5 separate regions of the Mus musculus genome follow, and all the other regions are linked to region 1. Evidence: chromatin loops called from intact Hi-C (ENCODE). Cell type or tissue: gastrocnemius. All regions are shown on one strand. Region 1 overlaps Matn2 (matrilin 2). Region 2 holds the start of Matn2 (matrilin 2). Region 3 overlaps Mtdh (metadherin). Region 4 has its middle 5.9 kb from the start of Gm41290. Region 5 overlaps Laptm4b (lysosomal-associated protein transmembrane 4B).

The links. A loop is a pair of places that touch in the nucleus more often than their neighbours do. Peaks named below come from ENCODE experiments on the same cell type or tissue, not always from the same donor. Only the 100,000 strongest peaks of a DNase experiment are listed, where the experiment ranks them.
Region 2: a loop joins it to region 1, with 5 times the contacts of the local background. A loop is called at or near these places in 21 of 42 quality-filtered maps.
Region 3: a loop joins it to region 1, with 3 times the contacts of the local background. A loop is called at or near these places in 11 of 42 quality-filtered maps.
Region 4: a loop joins it to region 1, with 4 times the contacts of the local background. A loop is called at or near these places in 21 of 42 quality-filtered maps.
Region 5: a loop joins it to region 1, with 6 times the contacts of the local background. A loop is called at or near these places in 18 of 42 quality-filtered maps.

What each region holds. Positions count from the first base shown.
Region 1 is chr15:34,426,447-34,431,446 of GRCm38, reverse strand. It overlaps Matn2 (matrilin 2), which reads right to left. Exons shown (of 19, transcript NM_001358780.1): 14 at 2,600-3,013. Among named protein-coding and RNA genes, the nearest start is that of Rpl30, 14 kb to the left of the region's middle. In gastrocnemius, a CTCF peak has its summit at 2,464 (motif pointing right); a DNase peak (open chromatin) is centred at 2,482.
Region 2 is chr15:34,304,964-34,309,963 of GRCm38, reverse strand. It overlaps Matn2 (matrilin 2), which reads right to left and starts at 3,283. Exons shown (of 19, transcript NM_001358780.1): 1 at 3,056-3,283. In gastrocnemius, a CTCF peak has its summit at 2,861; DNase peaks (open chromatin) are centred at 2,903 and 3,263; H3K4me3 peaks cover 1,600 bases; H3K27ac peaks cover 1,541 bases.
Region 3 is chr15:34,143,149-34,148,148 of GRCm38, reverse strand. Mtdh (metadherin) reads right to left here. Exons shown (of 12, transcript NM_026002.5): 12 at 4,612-5,000. Among named protein-coding and RNA genes, the nearest start is that of Gm38594, 20 kb to the left of the region's middle. In gastrocnemius, no CTCF peak of the experiment used is centred here; DNase peaks (open chromatin) are centred at 39 and 3,092.
Region 4 is chr15:34,041,203-34,046,202 of GRCm38, reverse strand. No RefSeq gene overlaps it. Among named protein-coding and RNA genes, the nearest start is that of Gm41290, 5.9 kb to the right of the region's middle. In gastrocnemius, a CTCF peak has its summit at 2,894; a DNase peak (open chromatin) is centred at 2,892; H3K27ac peaks cover 922 bases.
Region 5 is chr15:34,240,420-34,245,419 of GRCm38, reverse strand. The region is part of intron 1 of Laptm4b (lysosomal-associated protein transmembrane 4B); the gene reads right to left. Among named protein-coding and RNA genes, the nearest start is that of Laptm4b, 4.9 kb to the right of the region's middle. In gastrocnemius, a CTCF peak has its summit at 4,518; no DNase peak of the experiment used is centred here; H3K27ac peaks cover 2,356 bases.

The DNA of each region.
Region 1 (5,000 bases):
TACCATTGCATTCCCACCATCTGTACATTGTGCTGTGCCCAAAGTCAGTTAGGTATTAAGTTGTGGACTTGAAACATCAATACTAACAACCCATTTATAGTTTCTAACACTTTTATTGTGGACCTATGAACAAAAGAGGATTCTAGAGATGCAGTGTCTAGAAGGGGGTAGATAGCTAAGGCACAGATTTTTTTTTTTAAAGATTTATTTATTATTATATGTAAGTACACTGTAGCTGTCTTCAGACACACCAGAAGGGGGAGTCAGATTTTGTTACAGATGGTTGTGAGCCACCATGTGGTTGCTGGGATTTGAACTCTGGACCTTCGGAAGAGCAGTCGGGCGCTCTTACCCACTGAGCCATCTCACCAGCCCTAAGGCACAGATTTATTGATTAGCTCTCAAGGGGGGTTCAAGTAACAAATATTCGTTGTACTCCTGAATTGGCCTCTGGACGGTAGGAAAAAAGTCTCACAGCTTGGTAAAATGGAGTTTTCTGGGAAAATTCTAAGCAGGTTAATTTATAACATTATTTAGTTTACAAACAAAATAGGCCCTTACCATATAGCTAAGGCTGGCCTGAAACCTGGGCTGTTATCCCCCTGACCCAGCCTTTTGAGTGCTTGGATGGTCTAACCTCAAAAGGAAATGAGAAAAATCTTAACTGTCTTGGGGCCAAATGGAGCTGCCTTCTGCCCACCTTTCTTGAATGGATGGGTGGGGTGGGGCATTGTCTTGAACAGAAATGAAAAGATAAAGAGGTGAGTCTGCAGACCACTGGAATTCCCAGTCAGGATAAAGAAGAAACTTAAAATATCTTCCTGAAATTTCAAAGGAGCATTCCCAAGAGGGAAACTGCTTGTTCAAGGTCATATTTAGTTTCGCCCAGAGAAACTGAATTCATTAAGAGGATGTCATTTTGGATAAGCCTGGCTGATTCAAGAACTAAATAATCTGCTTTTACTAGCTGTCGTTGGGCAATTTGAAGCAATTTGAATGTGGAAATGTAAGGTGGGTTAGTTTCAATGAATCTAATAAAAGGACAATTACTGTTTTGGGAGGAAAAGACTCTTGCCTAGTACTTTTTAAGAATGCAGTCTACCAGGGCTTATGGGTTATACTTGAGCTCTAGCAAGCTAGTCTAGAGTGAACAACCGGTTTTATAAACTACTAAGATCAGGCGATCCTGGGGATAGACAACTCTAAAGGCTCCCTCACTCTTGGTCAGGGAAAGACTGAACACTGAGGTAAGAAAAGCCTATAAAATGGACTCTTTCATTAAAAAAAAATGGTTTGGAAACCATCAGCAATTTTGTGAGGGAGGATGGAGTTTGCTAATAGATCCAAGAGTACTCCTGTTTTTTATAGACTGAGCAACTGTCAGTCATCTACATCTGGGCCCATTTAGGCACAGATTCTAGAGAATCTCCCATGGGACTGCGTGCATTCTTCTTCTTAGCAATGCGCCTTCAGTACTTGAAGGAGGTTGGCTTGGAAGCAGGCTGCTTTACGACCTTGAGTCTTCTCATCGCACCAGATGAAATCCATATATAATCATCATGAACTAGCTCCAACACCCATCCTGGCTTTTGGCCTCTCATGAATCAAAGGCCACACTCTTCCACATCTATGCAAATAAAGTCATCCTTCAAACCCTCCCTGTAGAATACACAAAGTCAGGAAAACCCCAGAGAAAGAGTTGAGCTTTGCGGAGCAATAGGAACTTGGACCCATTCAACTTTGTTCTTTTCAAAAGCCAGGTTTCTGCCAACATAGGTCTCTATCCAAAGACTTCATGACTTCAGAATATTCACTTAAAGACTTGATCAAAAATCTATTCATGCTTGTAGTTCAAGTACTAGGGAGGCTGAGGCAATGAGTTTGAAGCTGTTCTGTGCTACATCGAGTGTTTCAGGTCAGCCTGAACTGGAAAGAGAATCTTTCCTCTTTGTTTCTTTGCTTCTCTCTCTCTTCCCCCACCCCATCCCCTTCTTCCCCCTTCCTCCCCAATCCCTCCCTCCCTCTTCCTCCTCTTCTCCATTTTTTTTTTAAAGTGTCTTGGTTCCGGGTGATGTTTTAGTGGTTAGGTGCTGCTCTTCCAGAAGATCTGGGTTCAATTCCCACACCCATATGGTAGATAAAAGCTGTCCCTAACTTCATTTCTAGGGGACCTCACACCCTCATAGAGACACACATGTAGGCAAAACACCAATGCATGTGAAAATAAAAATAAAAAAAGTTAAAAGTGTCAGTAAAGTTGCCACCAGAAATCCATCTTTAAAAAAATTCTTCAGGTGACTCTGGAGGAAACATACCAGGGCATTAAAACACTTGTATGTTGTAGTTAAATAACACTTGCTGAGGTGATTATCTCTACTGAACTTCACACACTAGGTGGTAAATCCGATTACCCAGGCTGTGAGGCCATTTTATTTAGTTATCACCAGGGTCCCATTATGGCCTGTAGGTGGCAGTATTGCCAAGGTGTATTTTTAATGGCTTAGCCAACAATTATTGGTTGCTCAATCATTAAGACCAGCTGTGAATCTAAAAGACCCAAACTTTGAGTAATATAAACCACACCTCCATCCCATTTTACCATTGGCCTTGGCTTTACTGGCCCACTCAGAGACATCATCCTGAGCCCGTCCGTCGGTGAACACGATGGCTACTCTGGGTACCTGCGTGGAGGGGGGCCTGGCCCCTTCTACTTGGGTAAAACTTCTCTCAAACATGTGTTTCAGGGCCAGCCCAGTCATAGAGCCTTTGCCCATGTATTTCATGTGGGTCACGGCTTTCTTCATTTCCTTGGCTGAGCTGAAGCCCCTCAGGGTAAACTCTGTTCGGACCTGTGTGGAATACTGCAGCAGCCCCACACGAGCAGCTTTGGGGGAAACTGCCAAGGAATCTATGATTCCAGTGACAAAGTGCTTCACAGTCTCAAAGTTCTCTTCTCCAAGGCTCTTGGATCCATCAATCACAAAGACCAGGTCAATTGGGCCTTCAGTGCATCCTATAGGAATGAAAGGAAAGGTCACATGGTTAAAAAGTTAGAGAACATGTGTATACAAAGGATAAAAAAGCATACTTCAGCAGGAGGCATAGGTGAACTTAGAGAGCCGGGTTTTTGTTCTTCAGCTAGTACACAGGATAGGCAGGTGGGGATATCACAATTACCATTTTCCCAGATACTCTTCTATTTGTGAGTTCCCAATTACTAACACCAGTAATTTCCCTAAATAAGCTACACAGTATACACACGTTGTAAAGGAAATCACACACTGATTACTGGCAGCAAGACCTTTACTGTGCACAGAGTACAGTAAAGGATTAGACCAGTGGTCCTCAACCTTCTTAATGACGTGACCCTTTAATACAGTTCCTCAGGTTGTGTTGACCCCCAACCATAAAACTATATTCAAAACTGTAATGTTGCTACTGCTATGATTATAAGGTTCTGTCAACCCTTACAGGAGTCATGACCCACAGGTTGAGAACCACTGGATTAGGCTAGACCTTGGCAGTTCCTTTTGCTTTATTGCTGGAGGCTCAGATACATGAGTGCTAATGTTTTGACTGACAGAAGAAGATATGCTTAGTTTCTCCTCAGCCATTTCCTCTTTCAAGAAGCTTACACAGTAACCCAGCTGTGTCAGCTACTCTCTGAATATCCTAACACATTAATTTATTCAACCAAAGTCAATGTATTGAGCATCTGCTTTGTGCAAGTCAGTGGACACCAGCAGGATTATGATAATGACTAACACAAAGTGTCAAATGCCATTTTGCTTAAATCCAATGTACCCTATGCTGTACCCATGCGGTGAGATAATTATTTAACAATGTGTTGGGCTGGAGATATGCCTCAGTGGTTAAGAGCACTGACTGTTCTTCCAGAGGTCCTGAGTTCAATTCCCAGCAACCACATGGTGGCTCACAACCATCTGTAATGGAATCTGATGCCCTCTTCTGGTGTGTCTGAAGACAGCTACAGTGTACTCATCATATATATAAAGTAAATAAATAAAATCTTAACAAAACAGAACAATCAAAAACAATGTGTCTTTCTTAGTCTAAATTCTCCTTCAATACATACTAAGTATCTTTTATTTTGAGGCCCATAATGTTTGACACACAATAGGTATTATGTATATTAATTCTGATAGAATAAAAGAACCTAGTAGTATCTATTTGGTAGCACAGTACTACTAGTAGTACTTACTAGGTCAGTACTCTACTGACCTATTAAGACTTAAAGAATGTAACTTTAAAAAGAGATTTTTGGAAAACTTAGATGGTTAACAGTAAAAAGACAAACTTTATATAAATACATAGGCAATTTAGATGCTAAGAGACTTTGTATGTAGGGCTGCATAAGAGAATTGTACCAATTCCAAATGGATGATCTTATTTCAAACAGTCTACAGTATGTTATTATAATATTCTCTTTTTATATAGATCAAGCAGCTGTCTAACCTTTCAAAGTAAAGTAAAAAATAGAGCAAGTAAAGGCATATATATGCAAAATTACTTCTATGCCTGGCCAGCAGAAAATGCTAATGTGAGTGCGTGTGTGTGTGTGTGTGTGTGTGTGTGTGTGTGTGTGTAGGGGGATAGTTAGGGGTTGAGTTCTCTCTTTTTAAATTTTATTTTGTTTTATGTGTATGAGCGTTCTGCCTGCTTGTATATGTCTCAGATCTTCTGGAACTGGACCCACAGATAGCTGTGAGGTACCATATGGATGTTGGGAATTGAACCCAGGTTCTTTGAAAGAACAGATAGTGTTCTTAAGCACTGAGCTAACTCTCCAGCCCCAGGGTTTCTCTTTCTTCATTAAATGCTTGTCTTCATTACTCAATCTATTGATTCATCATAGAAAGGAAATCAGAAAAGACTCAGATGCCATGCATGTGTCTCTCCAGCATATTTCAGGGGTACTGGAGTAATTCACAAGCTGCTATCCTCTATATACTCTTTGCATACAGAACAGAAACAGTCTA
Region 2 (5,000 bases), 120 kb after region 1:
ACAGAACGCTAAAGTTTATAGCTAGAGACCCTCCAAGGCTTCAGAGCTAGTTGACTGGTAAAACAATGAAGAAACCCCCCCCCCGGCCCCCCGAAACCTCTCAGGCAATCAGAGAGATGACATCAGTTCGGCAACTGTGTCCTTCACTCTAAGTATTCACATATAATCAGGCCATGCTGAGACTAAATCTCAGAGCTGGGCCTTTCCTATCTTCCTTCCACCTATTATCAGAACTGCCATCTCCTGCATGGCCAGCAAACCGGAAGCCAATGCATGCTAGAACATAAAGACTACCCATAGGCAGCTCGACACTTCACACCCTGGTTATTACTGGGTTAACCTGACATGTTGTCTGTGACTTCCAACTAGAGGTGAAGATGGGCTGCTGACTCAGCTAGTCCAGCAAGGAGCTCATCTTCTCTTCCTCAAGTCCTTTCATGGTCAGAGTGACTCCTTGGCTTAGTAGCTGTCTACACCTAGACCAGTTTCCATCTGCCCTCTGCATCCTGACCACATTCAGGAATGCACACACTTCACTTTTTCCTCTCGGCTTCCTTCCTGTCTCCTAACCTCTTCCATGGCTGCAGCCAATTTTGCAGTCTAGGCCTTACACACCCAGACTCTCTGAGGCACTGCTAAAATGAGCTGGAGTTCTGAGAGCTCTTGGAAGAGCATCCTGGCACTGTTTCCTAGCAACACGATGTACACCACTCTCTGGGGTATCAGCCATCCCTAGAGCTGTGTATGTCATCCCCCGTGTTTGTTCCCTTAGACAGGGAAGGAAATCCCGCTTAGCTTCCCCCAGAGAACTGGGACTCCCGGGAAAGGAGATTGTGCATGGGATAGAACCAGCAAGCAAATGCCAGAGCAACTTCTGGAAAGGCCCTTGCTGGCGGGGCTGGTGTTACCTCTCCATTGAGCTCTATCTATCCCAGCATCTCCTTGGTCACTGCTCACTCACTCAGCTTCCCCTGAGACCAAGCTTTCTCCCCCTCTTTCCTTCACACTCCCATATCTCGGTGCCTTCTCTCAGTTACCAATAAGAACTGCTTCTAGGCAAACTGGAAATTGTTTTTCAGACTCTCCAGTGGCTCATTTTTCTTCCTTGTCTTTCAAGGAGCAACATCTCTTTGCCTTTCTTAAAATCTTGAGCCTCATTCCAATTGTCTTTTTTTTTTCCCCTTTTGGTTTTTGGAGAAAGGGTTTCATGTAGTCCAGGTTTGTTTTAGAGTTACTATGTAATCAAGGATGATTTTGAACTTCGGACCCTCCTGCCTCTCTGCATTTCAAGTGTTGGGTTATAGACATGCACCACCATGCTCAGCTTTCACCTAGCCTTTTGCTGTCAGACATGCGTGGTCTTAGCTAATAGGAGTTTGACCTGCCTGTTATCCAAGGCTGTCTCAGGTTTCAATTATGCTATGATATCCTCAGCGATGAACTTCAGGCCCCATGCCTCTTGACCACCTGGGTCTGGACTCTGGAAGCCAGAACCTCCAAAACCTGGGTTTATAGAAGAGATCTGGCTGGTTATGTGGGGGTCTGAAGCTGAAGTCTGTCAACTGAAATGAAAGCAGGAACAGAAGGGAGATAGAAGATGAAAACCTGCAGCCTTTCCTTCTTCAATGGAGTTTCTAAGAGAACAAACATTAGAGGAAACCTTCTAAACAGAATAAACAGGAAGCTTAGAGGAAACCTTCCTGGCTACAAACTCACCTTGGTATCTTGGCTGGCTTTGTGAAATTATCACTTTGAAAGAAGGCAGGGCCGGGCGTAGTGGTGCATGCCTTTAATCCCAGCACTCAGGAGGCAGAGGCAGGCGGATTTCTGAGTTCGAGGCCAGCCTGGTCTACAAAGTGAGTTCCAGGACAGCCAGGGCTATACAGAGAAACCCTGTCTTGAAAAAAAAGAAAGAAAGAAAGAAAGAAAGAAAGAAAGAAAGAAAGAAAGAAAGAAAGAAAGAAGGAAGGAAGGAAGGAAGGAAGGAAGGAAGGAAGGAAGAAAGAAAGAAAGAAAGAAAGAAAGAAAGAAAGAAAGAAAGAAAGAAAGAAAGCAAGCAAGCAAGCAGGCAGGGAATGTTCTCGAATGGACATTTGCACAAAAATTCCACTAACACATATACATTATCTGCCATCTTAGAGCATCCCTCAAAAGGTTTTGTCCTAGAATTAGGGAGGGGATGAATTCAGTGTTCACACAGATTCCTTCCTTTTCTAGAAAGGTGGGTAGCAGAGTTCACTAGCAGTAAGAGACTTTTAGAACTATTCTCTGTACTTCAATGAAATCTCATTTAATCCTGTAGGCATTATAATCCCCTCTAGATGCATGAGAAAATTGAGGCATTGTGTTGCTGGTTGTCTCCAAGTACTCCAGCCTGTAAACTTGGCAGCTGGGGTTTGAACGAGGCCTGCTGATTCCCAAACCTCTGTCCTTTACCCTTACAGCTTCGTTGTCCATTCCTCAAAGGCTAATGGGAATTGCATCCTGTAGATGCACTGTGGGAGCGCCACAGTGATTACTGTACAGTATCTCCAGAACACCAACTCCGGGAGACCTTACAAGGGTTTGTCCCCATATTTTTCTGTCCTCTCCCCAAACTGTCGTCCAGTTTTCCAGCAACACAAAATGCCCTCTTCTTATCCCTCTTCCGAAATACAAGGAAGCCAGAGCTGGACACAGAAAGCAAAGGAAATCTAGATGACACTGGTCTTGAGGTACCAGCCTACAGGAGGAACCAAGTTATTTTCTACCTGGTAGATAGGATTGTCACTGCAAACCCACTCAACAAGTCCCTATTCCCTGGTCAGTGTGGAGGGGTTCTGAGTGTCCCTGCAGCGAAGCACAGCGCCCCCGCGGGGCCCTCGGGTACTACTGCCGCCCCATGTGTCCCGCGCCTGGCCCGGCGTGGCGGGACTTCTCCCGGCCGAGGGGACCTGCAGCGCCGCCTTTCTCTCCCACTCTCCACAGGGAGACAGCGGGTCCCCCAGGAGAGGGACAGATTTTGCGTCTGTCGGTCAGTGGGTCATCTGCTCCCGGGTCAGCGCGCCGCGCTCACCTGCAGCCACCGCCGCCGACACCCGGGAAGAGAGACAGGGGAGCAGCTGTGAGTGTCAGTCTCCGTGGTCCGCCGCCTCGCCCCGCAGAGGACCGCAGAGCTCCTTGGGCACCGATCCCCGGACGCGAACAAGAATCCCGCGCCAGCGCCGTGTCCTGAGAAGCCGCCTTCAAGTCCCATCCCAGTGCGCTCTCCGCGCTTGCTGGCTGCCTGGGAGGCTCCCTGAAAGGGCGGCGCGAGGAGGCGGTGCCGTACAAGGGTTGGAAGCGGGCGGGCGGAAGGAGGGGTGTCCTCTTTGGGGACGGGGAAGGCGGGGAGAGGCAGCAGTCAGAGCTGCCCCACGCTACAGGCAGCCCCCAGCTCGGGGCCAAAGACGCTCTCCTTGCCTGCTGCCACCCTCAGACTCCTGGTGCATCCCTAGTCCCTGTGGAATGAATGGATCTCCAGAGGTTGGAGTAACTGGAGACTTTAGGGAGCGTGTGGGTCTGGGGCGGGAGTGAAGTGGGGTGAGGGTTTCCTGGTAACAGGAGACACAGCTGGAGTCATATAACATGAATTGAGAATCATTTTCTTCGGGAGGCATCCATGGAGCACGATGATGAAGAAAGAAGTGGTGAGACTTAAGATGACTGATGACACAGCCAGAAGTTGTCTTGGCAGTCTAGGACAGCCCCACCAGCGCCAATTCATATTACTAGTATCCACTGGCCCTGGACCAGCCACTGGGATGGGAAAGGCCATTAAGATGCTAGTTCAGATCAGACTCAAAAACTTAAATCTTTCCATGGGTACTTTGTTCCCCATTCTATGAAGGAACAAAGTATCCACACTTTGGTCTTCCTTCTTGAGTTTCATGTGTTTTGCAAATTGTATCTTGTATATTCTAAGTTTTGGGGCTAATATCCGCTTATCAGTGAGTGCATACCATGTGTGTTCTTTTGTGATTGGGTTACCTCACTCAGGATGACACCCTCCAGATGCGTCCATTTGCCTAAGAATTTCATGAATTCATTGTTTTTAATTGCTGAGTAGTACTCCATTGTGTTACAGAGACAGGAGTTACAGAGACAAAGTTCGGAGCTAAGACAGAAGGAAAGACCATCCAGAAACTGACCCACCCGGGGATCCATCCTATATACAACCACCAAACCCAGACACTATTGCATATGCCAGACAGATTTTGCTGACAGGACCCTGACATAGCTCTCTTGTGTGAGTCTATGCCAATGCCTGGCACATACAGAAGTGGATGCCCACCGTCATCTATTGGATAGATCACAGGGCTCCTAATGAAGGAGCTAGAGAAAGTACCCAAGGAGCTAAAGGGGTCTATAATCCTATAGGAGGAACAACAATATGAACTAACCAGTACTCCCCAGAGCTGTGTCTCTAGTTGCATATGTAGCAGAGGATGGCCTAGTCGGCCATCAATGGGAGGAGAGGCCCTTAGTATTGCGAAGATCATATGCCCCAGTACAGGGGAATGCCAGGACCAGGAAGCAGGAGTGGGTGGGTTGGGGAGCAGGGCAGGAGGAGGGTATAGGGGGCTTTGGGGATAGCATTTGAAATGTAAATGAAGAAAATATCTAATAAAAAATTATAGAAGGCAAGATTTCTTTTTTTAAGCATTTATTTATTACTATATATAAGTACACTGTAGCTGTCTTCAGACACAGCAGAGGAGCGTCAGATGTCATTACGGATGGTTGTGAACCACCATGTGGGTGCTGGGATTTGAACCCAGGATCTCCAGAAGAGCAGTCGGTGCTCTTAACTGCTGAGTCATCTTTCCAGCCCAGAAGGGAGGATTTCTATAACTTCCTTAAGAGAGGAAACATTACCTGAGATAGTGGCCATCCTAGGAGAGACAGAGAGAAAACAGGACTGATCAGTAGCAGGGAACCGAGCTAACTCCCAGACTCTGGGATTACCAATCTGGGATGGC
Region 3 (5,000 bases), 280 kb after region 1:
TTTTTGAGACAGCGTCTCATTGACCTGGCACTTGGCCAGCAAGTCCTAGGGATACTCCGGTCTCTGCTTCCTCAGTGTTGGGATTAGTCTCAAAGTGCTGTGGCCAGCTTTGACATGGATTTTGGAGATTTAGACTGAGGTCTGTGTAGAAGCACTTTGCCCACTGAACCACCTTCCCACTTTTTTTTTAAAATTAACATAATGCATTTCTCACCCCTTCAAATGCAATATATAAGCGATGGTTTGAACACTGTCCTACCTCCATCTCCCAGTGCTGGGATTACAGGCATGTGCCTGTATCATGTTAGTATTATATAGGGGGAGGGAGGGAGGTAGAGATGATGCTCATCAGTCAAAAATGTCTGCTGCTTTCAGAAACAACCACATAGGGTGGCTCACAGCTGCCTATTACTCCAGCTATAGGAGATCTGGTTTCCTCTTCTGGCCTCTGAGTGTACCTATACACATGTGGCATATATACATGCACATAAATAAAAAATATGAAGTGTTATATTCTGAGGGGGTATCATGTTTGGTTGCCAGAGAGAGAAAATAAGAAAGCAGTACACAAATGTGTGTACTGGATGATGTCAGAAATTAGAACAAGAGAAAAGCAAAGACCCATTTAAGAGAAAAATATACAAAGAAACAACCTTGGATAGCAAACCACTGGAATGCAGGCAAGGAACGACTTCCAATGCTTGCCTATGCATGTCTACCTGGTGATGTGCCACCTGCAGGTTCCTGTTTGAAAAACAGCACTCAGGGCCTGACTTGAAGGAGAAACTGCTCATGGCCAAAGTGATCCCTCGTGGTGTTTCCAGATTTATTTCTAATGTTAAAGATTTTGTGTGTATGCGAACACACAGGCACACACAGGAGCTGGAATTGCAGGTGGTTGTGAGAGGCTTATCCTGGGTGCTGGGAACTTAACTCAGGTCTTCTGCAGAGCAGCATGCATTCTAAACCACTGAGTCATGTCTCTAGATTTCCTATATACGCCTCTTAAGCCTAACCTGTTGTTCCAAACAGATATCCAGGGCTTAATAGCAAAGACAAACCTGTCACAGACACTCCTCCAGTTCTTCCTCTTAATCAGTTACCTGTAACTATCTACTTGGAGACTTAAGAGATTTTGTTAGATGTGGGGATGGAGAGGGAGAGGGGAGCAGTAGCCTGGGCTACATGAGATATTGCTTCAAAATATCTTGCTTGGGAAGTCCTGAAGGAAGCCAATGGATCAGCTGGAGCTGGAGTCCTTGCAAATTGTGGGTCTCCCTGCCTGGGAACCAAATTCCAGTCCTCTGGAAGAGCTATAAGGGACCTTAACTGCTGAATGTTTGAACTTAGAATTTGGACTGATACATGGATTTGTCTCCCTTGCAGCAAGTCAGTGAGCTTGGTCCCATTTTATAGCTCTATATATAGTTATATATATTTAAAACTAGGCTTACAAATACAGTGAGTTATTTATGTGTTCAGGGAGTTCCCGGTTTATTGGTGTGTGTGAAATTCCTGTGAAGTCAACTCCCTACCATTCCTGTGGTGGTGGCAAAGAGAACTGAGGGCCTTGTGATTACCAGGCCAGCATCTTACCACTGAGCTAAATTCCAACTTCACACTGATTCCAGGACTGACCAGTAAGCATTGTATTAGAAAAGTCTGTCCCAGAGAAAGTCCGTATTCTCTCTTTACCTCTCCGAAAAGCAAGCCACCTGCCATTGTTTGCATTGGTTTATTTTTGGTTGTGTCACATCTTAATTTTTCTGTAGCTAAGTTGTTCCTGTCAAAAGTTAAATTAGATTTAGGGTTGTAGTTAGAATATATTTGCCTATATCCATGATATAGAAACCTACAAATTTTTTCTTTCATTTTTGTTTTCAGGCAGGACCTTACAGAGCCCATGTTGGCCTCAAAACCTCTCTATAGCTAAAGATGACCACAAACTCCCTTTGATATTTGTCAGATCTTCAATAATACACCTCATAGAACCTCACTTTAAGTGAGGCACTTGCTGCTCCCCTAGAAGAGCTTTATGCTTGGCTCTATCACATACAGTTGTGCTCTAACCTCCAGGCAACATCATTCAGATTTAGCCATTTTATCTATGCACATTCAGAAACTTTTCCAGGAGCTATCAGTTCAGTATCTTAAAAGTGTCTATGGACCCTTAGTCATTTCTTCCAAGGTAGGCATTTGAGAGTACTGAATAGTCAAGCTCACCTCTGATGTTCCCATGCTGTCACTATTTCACTTAAGAACACTGGTGGGTTTAGATGTAGATTTATTATGCTTTAAAGTTTCTCGAAGTGTTGCATATATTAAATTTGAATACTTTGGTACATATGAAAAGGAAACCACACAAACATAAAATGGCTGGACCAGCAAGATGATTCTGTGGTAAAGTGCTTGCTCCCAAGCCTGAAAGAAGAATCTCCAGAAAGTTGTCCTCTAACCTCCACATGAGTGCCACAGTACATGTGTACCCAAACACATAATGTAATAAAACACAAGCCAGGCAGTGGTGGTGTATGCCTTTAATTCCAGGACTTAGAAGGCAGAGGCAGGTGGTTTTCTGTAAGTTTGAGGACAGCCTGGTCTACAGAGCAAGTTTCAAGGTCAGTCAAAACTACACATAAAAACTGTCTCGAAAATCCAACACCAAACCAAACCAAACCAAACCAAACCAAACCAAACCAAACCAAACCAAACCAAACCACAACACCAGACAGAAAATAAACAAAACCAATCCTCCCTCCAATAACAACAAAACCAATCCCACAATGGGAAATCACATGCATGCCTTGATGCTAGAGTTAGAAATCACTGTCTTGTTTAAAAATGTCTTACATTAAAATTTAGTCAACACTTGCAGCGTGTGGTAAATAATCAATTATTTAGTGTGGTGGCATGAACATGTGCAAGCCAGAGTAGGACACTGGGACTCTTCCTGAGCTTGCAGCAAGGCTGCCACCAGCAAGGCCCCTGTTCTTACTGTGTCCGTCTCCTTCTCACACTACAGTGCTGGGAGTCAGTCATGCTTGTGCAATGAGCAATCTTACCTGAAGCCAACTCCCCAGCTCTCAAGCTGTTACAGAGCAGCAAAAATTCTTTCTGGACTCTACTACACAGAAAATTGGGCCAACCGTGTGGGTCACACCATTAATGGTAGTGGTGCATGCCTTTAACCCCAGCACTTAGAAGGCAGACAGAGGCAGATGGCAAGCCTGGTGTCCTGAGTGAGATTTAAGACAGCAGGAGATACATAGTGAGATTCAAGGGGGGAAAAAAAAAGAAATTGAGAGCATCCAAGAGCCTTCAATTTCTGCACAGCTGGAAAAGCTAAATCGACCTCATCAGTGCTTTGGTGCAGCAGAGAGACTGTGTTAGAGACTAGCAGCATCTGATACCAAGTCTCTTCCTCAGTAACAGAAGCATAAAATATGAATCTGGTCAACAGGCACCTTGAGTAAGAGCTACTCCTGGCCACTACCACCCCATTCTTTATGGCTGATGGGACCAAGCACCTTTTGCAAATTAAGTCTCCAGAGTGATGTCTATGAACATTCTCTGGGAAATGCTTTTTCCAAGTGGCTCAGGTGCTGACAAGAATTGTGAAGTGAAAACCATCTGTTTCCAACCAGGAATCAACATAGAAGAATCCTCGCTGCTGTACTGTGTACTAGGCCTGGGTTACATCCCCGACCAGTTATGAGTATGTATTTGTTTGTGCAGGTGTGCATGTGTGTAAACCAGGGATTAACACAGCTGTCCTCTTAGATAACTCTTCATACCTTTATAAAGGCAGGGTCTCTCTGACCTTGTAACTCAACAATTTGATTAGACTGGCTGCCGGCAAGCCTCCCTATTACAGAGATTACATGTTCACACTAATACATCCAGGTTTTCTAAATGTGGGATTTAGTTATCTACCACACTTTAAGGATTGAGCCATCTCCCCCAGATTTATTTTTTAATACTTACAGAAAGTATTTATTTACTTTACAACCTAATACCAGCCCCTCTTCTCCCAGTACCAACTCCTTGCAAGCCCCTGTTGCCCCTAAATGTCCCCCCACTCACATGTTAAGTCGCTGCATCTACCCAGATTTTTATATACAATAGAAGCAAACTATCATAAGTCACTACACTACTGTTTGGCAATGCAGTTAATCTACCACATACCAACTAATGCACGTCAAATTCTAGTTTAATTCCTTTAACCTAAAAAAAAAAAAAGTCATACTTACTAAGATGACTTATGGCTGATTCCCATGGAGGACACTATCATAAGTGCTCATTCTCTTTCTCTTGACCACCCTTCACGCCCCAGACAGGGTCTCACTATGTCCCGGAACTCACAGTGTAGAGACTTTCAGAGATCTGCCTGTCTCTGCCTACTGAGTGCTGGAATTAAAGGAATGTATAACTCTGCCCAGCTGCACATGCTCATTCTCAGAGGTTTGTAACTTTGAATATTTGGTTTGTTGGTGGCAAAGCCTGAAATGATGATTTTAATGAAAGGAAAAGTAAAATCCATGAACCAAAGGCGTGATATCTTATTAGACCACAACAAAAGGACAAAGTCCCTTCCCACAGAGAATGTAACAATTTAAACAAAACAAAAATGGTCTGTTTTATTTACAACACTCAGTGCATCTTACACATGACATATTTTCATTCCCCAAGTCTTTTGAAAGCAATTCCAATTCTAGTTTGTGCAAAGAATTTACAGAAAAACTTTAAAATAGCCATTAGACCTTAAACTTAAATCCTAAATTTTGATATTTCACACTATATTAATAGAGGACTACTTTTAATTAAGAAAAACCAAACGCTGCAATTAATTACTACACTCTGGGATCTTTAACTCAAATACAAACTGGATTAGCCTATGAAATAATACCATTAGATTTGGATAAATTATTCCAACCTCCCATCCCCAATAAAATGCATGCACAAATGAAACATGGTAATTACATCAATGATATTTCAACTTT
Region 4 (5,000 bases), 390 kb after region 1:
CCTCTCCCCAGAGTTTGAGCATGTGGTGTTGAAAGGGTCAGCTTAAAAACTTTGGGAAGGTCATGAAACACTTGCCCCTTCAGAAGGGCGAGTCTAATTAACATTTTTCAGACAACAGGGCAGAACCGACCTGCAGGTGGGGACACATTTTGCAGGACAGACCATTGTCCACTTTCAGATGAGGGAAGTCCTTGTCACCTCATTCCCTAAAGACCAATCAATTTAAAGAGTGCACTGTTCAGCTAATCATATTGTGCCTAGTTGCTGATGCTCCATTCTGCCCCTGGAAACCATATAAAAACTTGCCGAATGGTTGCTAGGGGTCACAGTCTCTCCTTTGGGTCTGGGACAACCCTAGTGCACTGGAACAATAAATTCCTCTTGCTTTTTGCATCAATATTGGCTCTCCGTGGTTCACTCAGGGGGTCCCCAGTAAGGTAAGGCTCCCCGGAGTCTTACAGTGTGTGTGTGTGTGTGTGTGTGTGTGTGTGTGTGTGTGTGTGTGTGTGTGTTGCTGGGCTACAGATGTGCATCACTGCATCTGGCTCTAACACAGGTGATGGGATTATAACTCAGGTCCCCATGCTATCAAAGCAGTTACTTTCTGGACTTTATTTTTTTCTTAGAGACATGTAAGTCATTGTTCCGTACCTGTGCTTAGCGTCTGAATGTACAGCATCACCATCAGAATTTCCTCTGAAATGATCACAAAACTGTGTGCTACTATATTAACCAGATCTCAAAACAATTCCATATTTTTTCCTAGAGAGTTCTCATGTTCAAATACATACATACATACATTCATACATACTTATATATGTTACTTTTAAAAGGTAATGAGAGGTTAAGCATGGTAGTGCATACCTTTAATCTCAACAGAGGCAGGGGAATTTCTGTGAGTTTGAGGCTAGCCTGGTCTACAAAGTGAGTCTAGGAAAGCCAGGGCTAGTATACAGAGAAACCCTATTTTGAAATAATAAATAAAAGGCAATGAGATTACATACTATTGGTAGCTAAAAGCTACTGAGAGCTTGCTATACTATATGTCAGTATGTCAGATACTGTTCTTGGGCCCTTTCCTGGAGACCCCATGAAATCTTCACAATAACATGGTTAAGTGGTATTATTTATTTTAGACAGCCTCACTAGCTAATCCTGGCTTCCTGGAACTCAAAGAGATTCCCCTCCTTCAGCCTTCTGAGTTCTGTGATTAAAGGTGTGAGCCACCCAAATCAGTGTCCTGTACTTTTTTTTAAAGATTTATTTATTTATTTTATGTATATGAATTCATTGTAGCTGTACAGATGGTTGTGAGCTTTTATGTGGTTGTTGGGAATTGAACTTTTTAAGACTTCTGCTCGCTCTGGTCAGCCCTGTTCTCTCTGGTCAACTCTGCTTGCTCAGCCCCTGCTTGTTCTGGCCCAAAGATTTATTTATTATTATAAATAAGTACACTGTATTTGTCTTCAGATGCAACAGAAGAGGGCGTCAGATCTCATTATGTGTGTTTGTGAGCCATCATGTGGTTGCTGGGATTTGAACTAAGGACCTTCTGAAGAGCAGTCAGTGCTCTTTTTTTTTTTTTTAAAGATTTATTTATTATTATATGTAAGTACACTGTAGCTGTCTTCAGACACACCAGAAGAGGGAGTCAGATCTTATTACAGATGGCTGTGAGCCACCATGTGGTTGCTGGGATTTGAACTCTGGACCTTCGGAAGAGCAGTCGGGTGCTCTTACCCACTGAGCCATCTCACCAGCCCGAGCAGTCAGTGCTCTTACCCGCTGAGTCCCTCTGTACTTTTAATATATAAAAATATGTTAAATTATTAAAAATCAATTGACTTTGCATGTTAGTACTTTGTAATCTGCCTCTACCTCCCTCCCCACACACTTAAATTAGGATGTAACACATCTTCTTTCATGTCAATACAGATCTTACTACTAATAGGGTACAGTGTATGGAAGTGGCCCTGAAGCTCTCTCTGCACTTAGACTTTGCTATGCCTAGATGCTCTTGCTTATGTGTGAGATTGACTGGGCCACTGGTTCCACATTAACATGTGTATGGAGTTATGCATTTAAACCAGTGGAATGGAAGCCAGAATGCTCTAACAGGAGCCTCACCTAAGTCACCAGAGACTTGATTAGAACAAGCATGATGGGACAGGAGGTGAGTTTTGTCTATGTCTTCCAGTCAGGACACTTAGCTAATCTTGCTTTCACACATGAACTTTGGAGCTTATACCAACAGCTGTCCTGGCTCTCAGGCAAGGAACTTTGGAATCCTTGGTCTCTGTGACTCATGGGACTTTCAAGCTATTATAGTTATGTGAGTCAGTTCTTTACCAAATCTATCTACTATGAATGCATGTGTTTGCCTGCCCATCCATCCATCCATCCATCCATCCATCCATCCATCCATCCATCAATTATCTACCTATCTTTCCTTGATCTAGTTACTATCTAGCAAAGTGATTCTGGTTTGCACTAATGTTGATTCTTTAGACATCCCAAACTAATAGGTCTTTTTATATTGTTAGTTTTAAAATACTTTAATTTTGATATTTTGTGTGTGTACATGTGTGTGTTGAGTGTTGTGTGTGTGTGAGTGTGTGTGTGTGTACATGCTGTACCTGAGGGCTCCTGAGCTGAAGTCAGAGGATAACCTTCAGGAACTGATGGTCTTTCACTGTGGGCTCCAGAATTTGAACACAAGAGGTCAGACACTTTTACTTGTAGGCCAAGCCCCTAAAAGAAGTTTGGAGTTAAGACCTTTGTTGTTGTTTTGAAATCACTGTGAAAAAGACCCTTAGTGAACATTCACCAGCATTGGGCTCTAAGGTTTGCAAGTCAGCCTTGAAGGGAACCACTGGTCCAGCTCCTTGCTGCCACTCAGTGGCATTTTTCTACATTGCAGTTAGAAACTTCTGTGCTCTTTAAAGGATCCAGGAAATGGCCATAAGCAAATATTCTGTCTCTGTCTCAGTCTCTCTCTCTGTGTCTCTCCCTCCCTCCCCACTCTCTATTTCCCACTTCTTCTTTTCTGTCCCTCCTCTCCGTCCTTCCCTTCCTTTCGCCCTCCCCTTCTCTGTCTCTCTTCCTTCCTCTCTCCCTCTTCCCTCTCTGTCTCTCTCTCCCTCCCCCTCTACTGTAAATAATAATAATGTAACATCAGATCAATTCATGGCTTATATTATCCCCCGAGGATAGATTCCTCGATTGCTATCACTTGACAAAAGGTGTGAACATTAAACTTTGTCTTATAGATATAACGTATAGTATACATGACAGAGTGAAAAATGCATTAAAACATAACAAGAAGAAAATGATTTTAACTTAATTAGCTATCCAAACCACTTATTTATTTATTTATTTATTTATTTATTTATTTATTTATTTATTTATTTTGGTTTTTTGAGACAGGGTTTTTCTGTATAGCCCTGGCTGTCCTGGAGCTCACTTTGTAGTCCAGGCTGGCCTCGAACTCAGAAATCCACCTGCCTCTGCCTCCCAAGTGCTGGGATTAAAGGCGTTGCCACCACGCCTGGCTCCAAACCACTTTTAAAGTAGCATTTAGAAGCATTTAAATAGGAGCTGGTGAGATGGCTCAGTGGTTAAGAGCACTGACTGCTCTTCTGAAGGTCCTGAGTTCAACTCCCAGCAACCACATGGTGCCTCACAACCATCCATAACAAAATCTGATGCCCTCTTCTGGGAGTGTCTGAAGACAGCTACAGTGTACTTACATATAATAAATAAATAAATAAATAAATAAATCTTTAAGAAAAGGAAGCATTTAAATATTTTTAAACTTTGTGTGAGGGCTGTGTATGGGAACATGTGTGAGGTCTGTGTATGGGCACATGTGTTGATGTCTGTTTATGGGCACATGAGTGAGGCCAGAGGGTGCCTTCTGGGAGTTGGTTTTCTACTCACTGTGTGGGTTCTAGAGATCAAACTCAGATGGTCAAGGCAGCAAGCGTCTTTATCAGTTGAGCTCCTTTGTGGTTTAGGAAGTTGATCGTAGGACTTTCCTGTGTTGCTTTCCTAGCCCTGTTTTAACACTTTTTTTTTTTTTTGAGACAGGATTTCTCTGTGTAGCCCTGGCTGTCCTGGGACTCATTCTGTAGACCAGGCTGGTCTCGAACTCAGAAATCCGCCAGCCTCTGCCTCCCAAGTGCTGGGATTAAAGGTGTGTGCCACCACTGCCTGGCTCTGTTTTAACAATTTAAAGAATAATATGGACTTATGGGTCTATAGTTTAATAGCTTTGTACTGCCTGGATTACTGGTTGCTCTATGACCCTCTAGCTCATCTTTGTCCTCTTCCTTCTGAAAGACCCACAAAATGAGGACTCCCCCATGTTCTGACTCAGGAGAGGCGACAACCTAAATCACTCACAAGAAACGACCTTGATGCAAACCACAAGAGGAGTTTTTATTCCAGGCATACTCTGGGGCCCACAGTCGTACATCAGCAGGGGTAGAGGACCAAGGACCACGAGTGCAGAATTGGGATAGCTTTTATGGAGTTACAACAAAGCCCGTGCTTCACAAACCAATCATGTCACAGCATCAAGAGCTCGTGCAGTGTGGGTCAATCGATTTGTACCACTCCATAGTTTCTAGGCCAATCATTTTAAATCATCAAGTCCACGCTCCGAGGGCCAATCAGTTTCCTTTAGCCTAGGAGGTCCGAATTTGCTTGGGTTCCTGGGCGGGGGGGGGGTGGGGGGGGTGGGGGAGGGAGCTGGGGCCTTGAATCAAAGTTTCAGTGTATAATCTTTCCTTCTATGGTGCAAGCAATTTACAGAAGCTAGATAAGTGGTTAGTTAACTCATTTCCTGTTCTCTTACTAGGCTAGGATCACAGAAAGCAGGCCCTGGAGCAGCAAGAAGTGTGACCTTTTACTTATATAATGGCAGGGAGCAGGGTCTGGAATTTGTGGTATTTAGGGCTTCTTAGGAGGCTAGAGTTGGGGCTGTATTTTCTATCCTT
Region 5 (5,000 bases), 190 kb after region 1:
GAGAGAGGGAGAGAGGGAGAGAGGGAGAGAGAAAACATTTAAAAAGGCTGCCCGAAAGGGGGCGGGCAGATGGAAAAGGGAGAATTCTGGCCTCTTTCTCCTACATGACGAAGATTCAAAGTTGACAAAGCAAATTATAAGGATTTTGTTTTGGTTTTCAACATAATATACTTTGCAATGTAAAACCCACTTTAATCAAGTTAATACCTAGTATTCTGTTAGATATGCTTAAAGGGGTCATGGAAATTTGCTATTAACAAACAGCTTTAAAAGCAACCTTTTGTTTTTGTCTAGCTTGTCTTCAAAACATCCTTACAGGGGCTGGAGAAATGGCTTAGCAGTTAAAAGCACTAGCTACGCTTGTAGAGGGCCTGGGTTCAATTCCCAGCAGCTCACAACAATCTACAATTCCAGTTCCAGAGGACCAAACACCTGGCCTCTGTGGGCAACAGACATTCAGGTGGTGCTCAGACATGCATGCACATAAAATACACATACAATAAATCTTTTAAAAAATTCTAACAACTGGTTACCATTAGGAAACTATTCATAATGGGGACTAACTAGGTTTCATAGATATTCATTAAACAACTCTACCAGCTTGCATTATACAGAACTGCCTTTGATTTTTTTTTTTTTTTTATTTATTTATTTATTACATGTAAGTACACTGTAGCTGTCTTCAGACCCTCCAGAAGAGGGAGTCAGATCTCATTACGGATGGTTGTGAGCCACCATGTGGTTGCTGGGATTTGAACTTCGGACCTTTGGAAGAGCAGTCGGGTGCTCTTACCCACTGAGCCATCTCACCAGCCCCTGCCTTTGATTTTTTAAGAGAGGAGCAGCAGCTAGAGGAGGCTGTATCCAAACTGATTCAAATCAGATAGTTAGAGGCTACACAGCAACAGAGAAAAAACTAACATAAATCCTCCACCTGCATTACACCATCAGCAAATGAGATCTGCCTGAAAAGAACCTGCTACGTCTCATAGCTATAAGTTAACACAGCCTGACCTGATTTGTAGCCCTCTGAAACACCCTGCCATTTTAATCTTCTCTAAAAGCTGGCTAGCCAGACATGGTAGCCCATACCTGTACTCTCAGCACTTGGGAGACGGAGGAAGGAGCATCTGACACAAATTCAAAGCCAGCCTAAACCATATAATGAGTTCCAGACCAGTCAGGGCTATACACATACAGCGTGAGATTCTATCTTAAAACAACAACAATAAAAAAAAAATCCTATATAATATCACTCCTGTTTGTGACTTTATAATGGTTCCCCCACTGCCTAGAGAATAAAAATCCTGGCTCCTCAGCATAATATTTCAATCTTTTACAGGCTGAACAGTGCTGCAGACCCTCTGGGCCCCTTTGTCTGTCTGGAATGGGTCTCTGGGGCAGGTGGGCTTAGCTATGTCAGAATTCAATCTTAAAAGGCACTTATAATAAGATAATACTAAAAGAGAGCACGTAGATCCATACACCAGACTAACTCGGGAATAGGGTATGAGTATATGGGTTAAAGAGAACGCCAGACTCCAGGAGGTGAGTTTCCGTGAAACTCTCTGCCTCGTGAATGGCTTCCAGGCCTCTCGGCCTGTCAAGCTGACTCGACCGACCGGAGTGTGTGGCAGAACAGTAGACAGTAAGGACTATCAGTACCAAGAGTCAACCCCATACATGGCTCTGGATTTACTGGCAGTCATATAATCTGGCAGCTAGCAAGAAACTGTTAATCTTAAATGACTACACTGCCACCTATCAAGCAGGGTTGCTTTTGCGGACCAGGATAGCTGGATGTAGCCATGCCTGTTTGATCCCAGTACTCAGGAGGCAGAGGCAGACAAATCTCCTAGTTCAAGGCCAGCCTGATGTATAGTGCAAGACAGGACAGCCAAGGTTACCCAGAGAAACCCTGTCTCAAAACAAAAAACAAAAACAAACAAACAAAAAACAAATTAACAACAACAATAATACTAATAAATACAATGAAAGAAAAATAAAGTTAAAAGGGGGACAGGAAAGCCTGCTAAAAGGGATGCCAATTTCATAGGCAAAAGCCAAATGCATCAGGCTTGACCCAGCTGGCAAGGCTAGTAAGTCCAACTATCCTGACCTTTCACAGCCTGTAAGCTGATCACTGCCACCTACCCAGTGAATATATTCTAGATGAAAAAAAAAAAAAAAGGACAGCGTGCAACTGTCATAGCCATTTGTATTTAAAAGTGTATTCAGGGGGGCTGGAGAGATGGCTCAGTGGCTAAGAGCACTGGCTGCTCTTCCAGAGGTCCTGAGTTCAAGTCCCAGCAACCACATAGTGACTCACAACCATCTTTAATGGGATCCAATGCCCTCTTCTGGTGTGTCTGAAGACAGCTACAGTGTACTCAATTACATAAAATAAATCTTTTAAAAACAAACAAACAAACAAACAAGTACATCCAGGGCGGAAGCGACGACTTCCTGCTCTTCCAGTGGATGGATCTGAGCAGGTCCTCAGCACCCACACTGGGAGCTCACAACAGCCTATATTTCTAGCTTCAGGGACTCTCTTCTGGCTTCCAGGGATTTCTGCACACATGGCACAGATAAACACACATAAATAAAAAAAGTCTTTTTAAGAAGGATATCTGGAAGAGAAGGGGGTGAAGAGATGCTAAATGTTTAAGACAGATCAGTCATATTTCAGTAGTAAAGTGAGAGCTAATCAGAGCATTCTCAGAAAGAGAAATGATGGGCAAGAGACCCAAACAGAAAAGTCAACAAGATGCAGAGCTGTAATAAAGAGATTAAGGTGTCAGAAGTAGACAGGACTGGAAAGATGGCTCAACACTTAAAAACACTTAGTGCTCTTGGAAAAAACTAGGATTTGGTTCCCCGGACCCACCATAGATCACAGCTATCCAAGTGCCAGAGGACCTGTAACTGTGACCCTCTTTCGACCTCTGAGAACTGTATGCACATACACACACGCTGATGGACATTCATACACATAATTTTTTTTAAAGTAAAATCAGAGGCATTGAGCTGGAAAGTCTAAATGGATGGCCTGATATTCGAGTATGGGAAAACCTGGGCAGTGGGGAGTGTAGCAGAACCCTTCGATGCTTAAGACTTACATACAATGGCTCAACATTTGCCTAGAACCTAGCATATCTTCTTTTAGAACTCATGTTTCGCTTACTTATAACTAATAATACTATGTAAAATGACACATAATTATACTGTATTATTTAATTAATGATGGATTGCATACATTTATTACAGATACATCCCCAAACCCTTGAATACAGGGGACCAATTATTCTACTGTAATGGAGAGAGAGAAAATTCCAGAACACACAGCAGTCAATCAACTACACATTTCTCTCTTTCTCGAGGTTTTAATTTTAATAGGCTATTGTAAACTCACAGCTATCCTCCTGATTCAGTCTCCTGAGTGCCAAGAGCACAGGCATGTGCTCCCATACTCAGCTTAAAGGGTCTTTTTGAAAAAAAAAAAAATGGATGTCAGCTCCTATCTCACAGAAAAGCTAAAACCACAGAGCTTCAAGGGGAAAAAAAATCTTTATACCCTTTGATTTCATAGGATACAGAAAGTATTAACTTTTAAAGAAAAAGCTTCACAAATTGAACTTTTGAGCTCCTAATCACCAAAATGTCTCATTAAGAAAATGAGGCCTGGCATGGTGGTACACACATTTAATCCCAGCACTTTAGAGGCAAAGGTGAGTGAATCTGAGTTATGAGTCCAGCCTAGTCTAAAAAGTGAGTTTCAGGACAGCCAGGGCTGCTACACAAAAAAATCCTGTCTGGAAGGAAGGAAGGAAGGAAGGAAGGAAGGAAGGAAGGAAGGAAGGAAGGAAGGAAAAAAAGGGAAAAAGGGAAGGAGGGAAGGAAGGGAGGGAGGAAGGAGGGAAGGAAGGAGGGAGGAAGGAGGGAAGGAAGGAGGGAGGAAGGAGGGAGGGAGGGAACAGGGAGGGAGGGAGGGAGGGAGGGAGCATACAGGCTGCACATAGTCTTTAATCTCATCAGCACTAGAGGCACACAGCAAATCTCTTGTGAGTTTGAGGCCAGCCTGGTCTACAAAGCAAGTTCCAGGACAGCTGTGACTACATAGAAAGACCTTGTACAAGGTACAGTCTGGGACATTATAGTCACATGTACATATTTAACAAAAAAAATTGGTATCTAAGTACATAAATAGTTTCTACAAATTAATGAGACAGCCCAATAAAAATTATATGACATGCAATTGATTCATAAACAAAGTCAAACTCTTCCACATCACTCTTCATGAGGGACCTGCAAATTAAAGCAGTGTAGCACTACATGCCACTTGGAATGCTAAAATCTAAGACTGACAGCACCAAACACCGTGGCCCATGAGACCATCAGCACTTCATACACTAGTAGTAAATAAAACAAACTGGTAGAACTAACCAGATTGGAAAACTGGCTAGCACTGGGTAAGCCAAACATACCTCACCCAATGAGCAACAGCTCCACCCAATGGAAATACAAACGTATGTCTAGCAACATTGCTTAAGAATGTTCAGAAGAGTTGAATATACATATAATAGCCCCAAACTAAAACAGCTCCATGCACAACAAAGATGTGGTCTATTCACAGACTAAGATATGTTAAGCAGTCAAACATAAGCCAATTACAGATTCCAACACTAGGAAAGTAAAAAATCATGCCTTCTAAATGAAAGGAACAAGAAGAGAACTCAGGTGCACACCATAAGACCCTGTCTGTAGAGTGGCCTACGCCCCTACCCCAACACACTGACTAGGACCAGGAAGAGACAGAGAAAATCCTGTGAGGTTTCAGACCTTCTTAGGGATATGGATTAGTAACGTTGGTGTCATTGTCAATGAACTGTACAAGTAACAAGTGGATCTCACATATGTGAATGGAATTTATTAGAGGGAAAACTCTAGTAGCCAAATCAATGTTTTATTCCTGAAAACCTTTGATAGTCAAGGCAAAA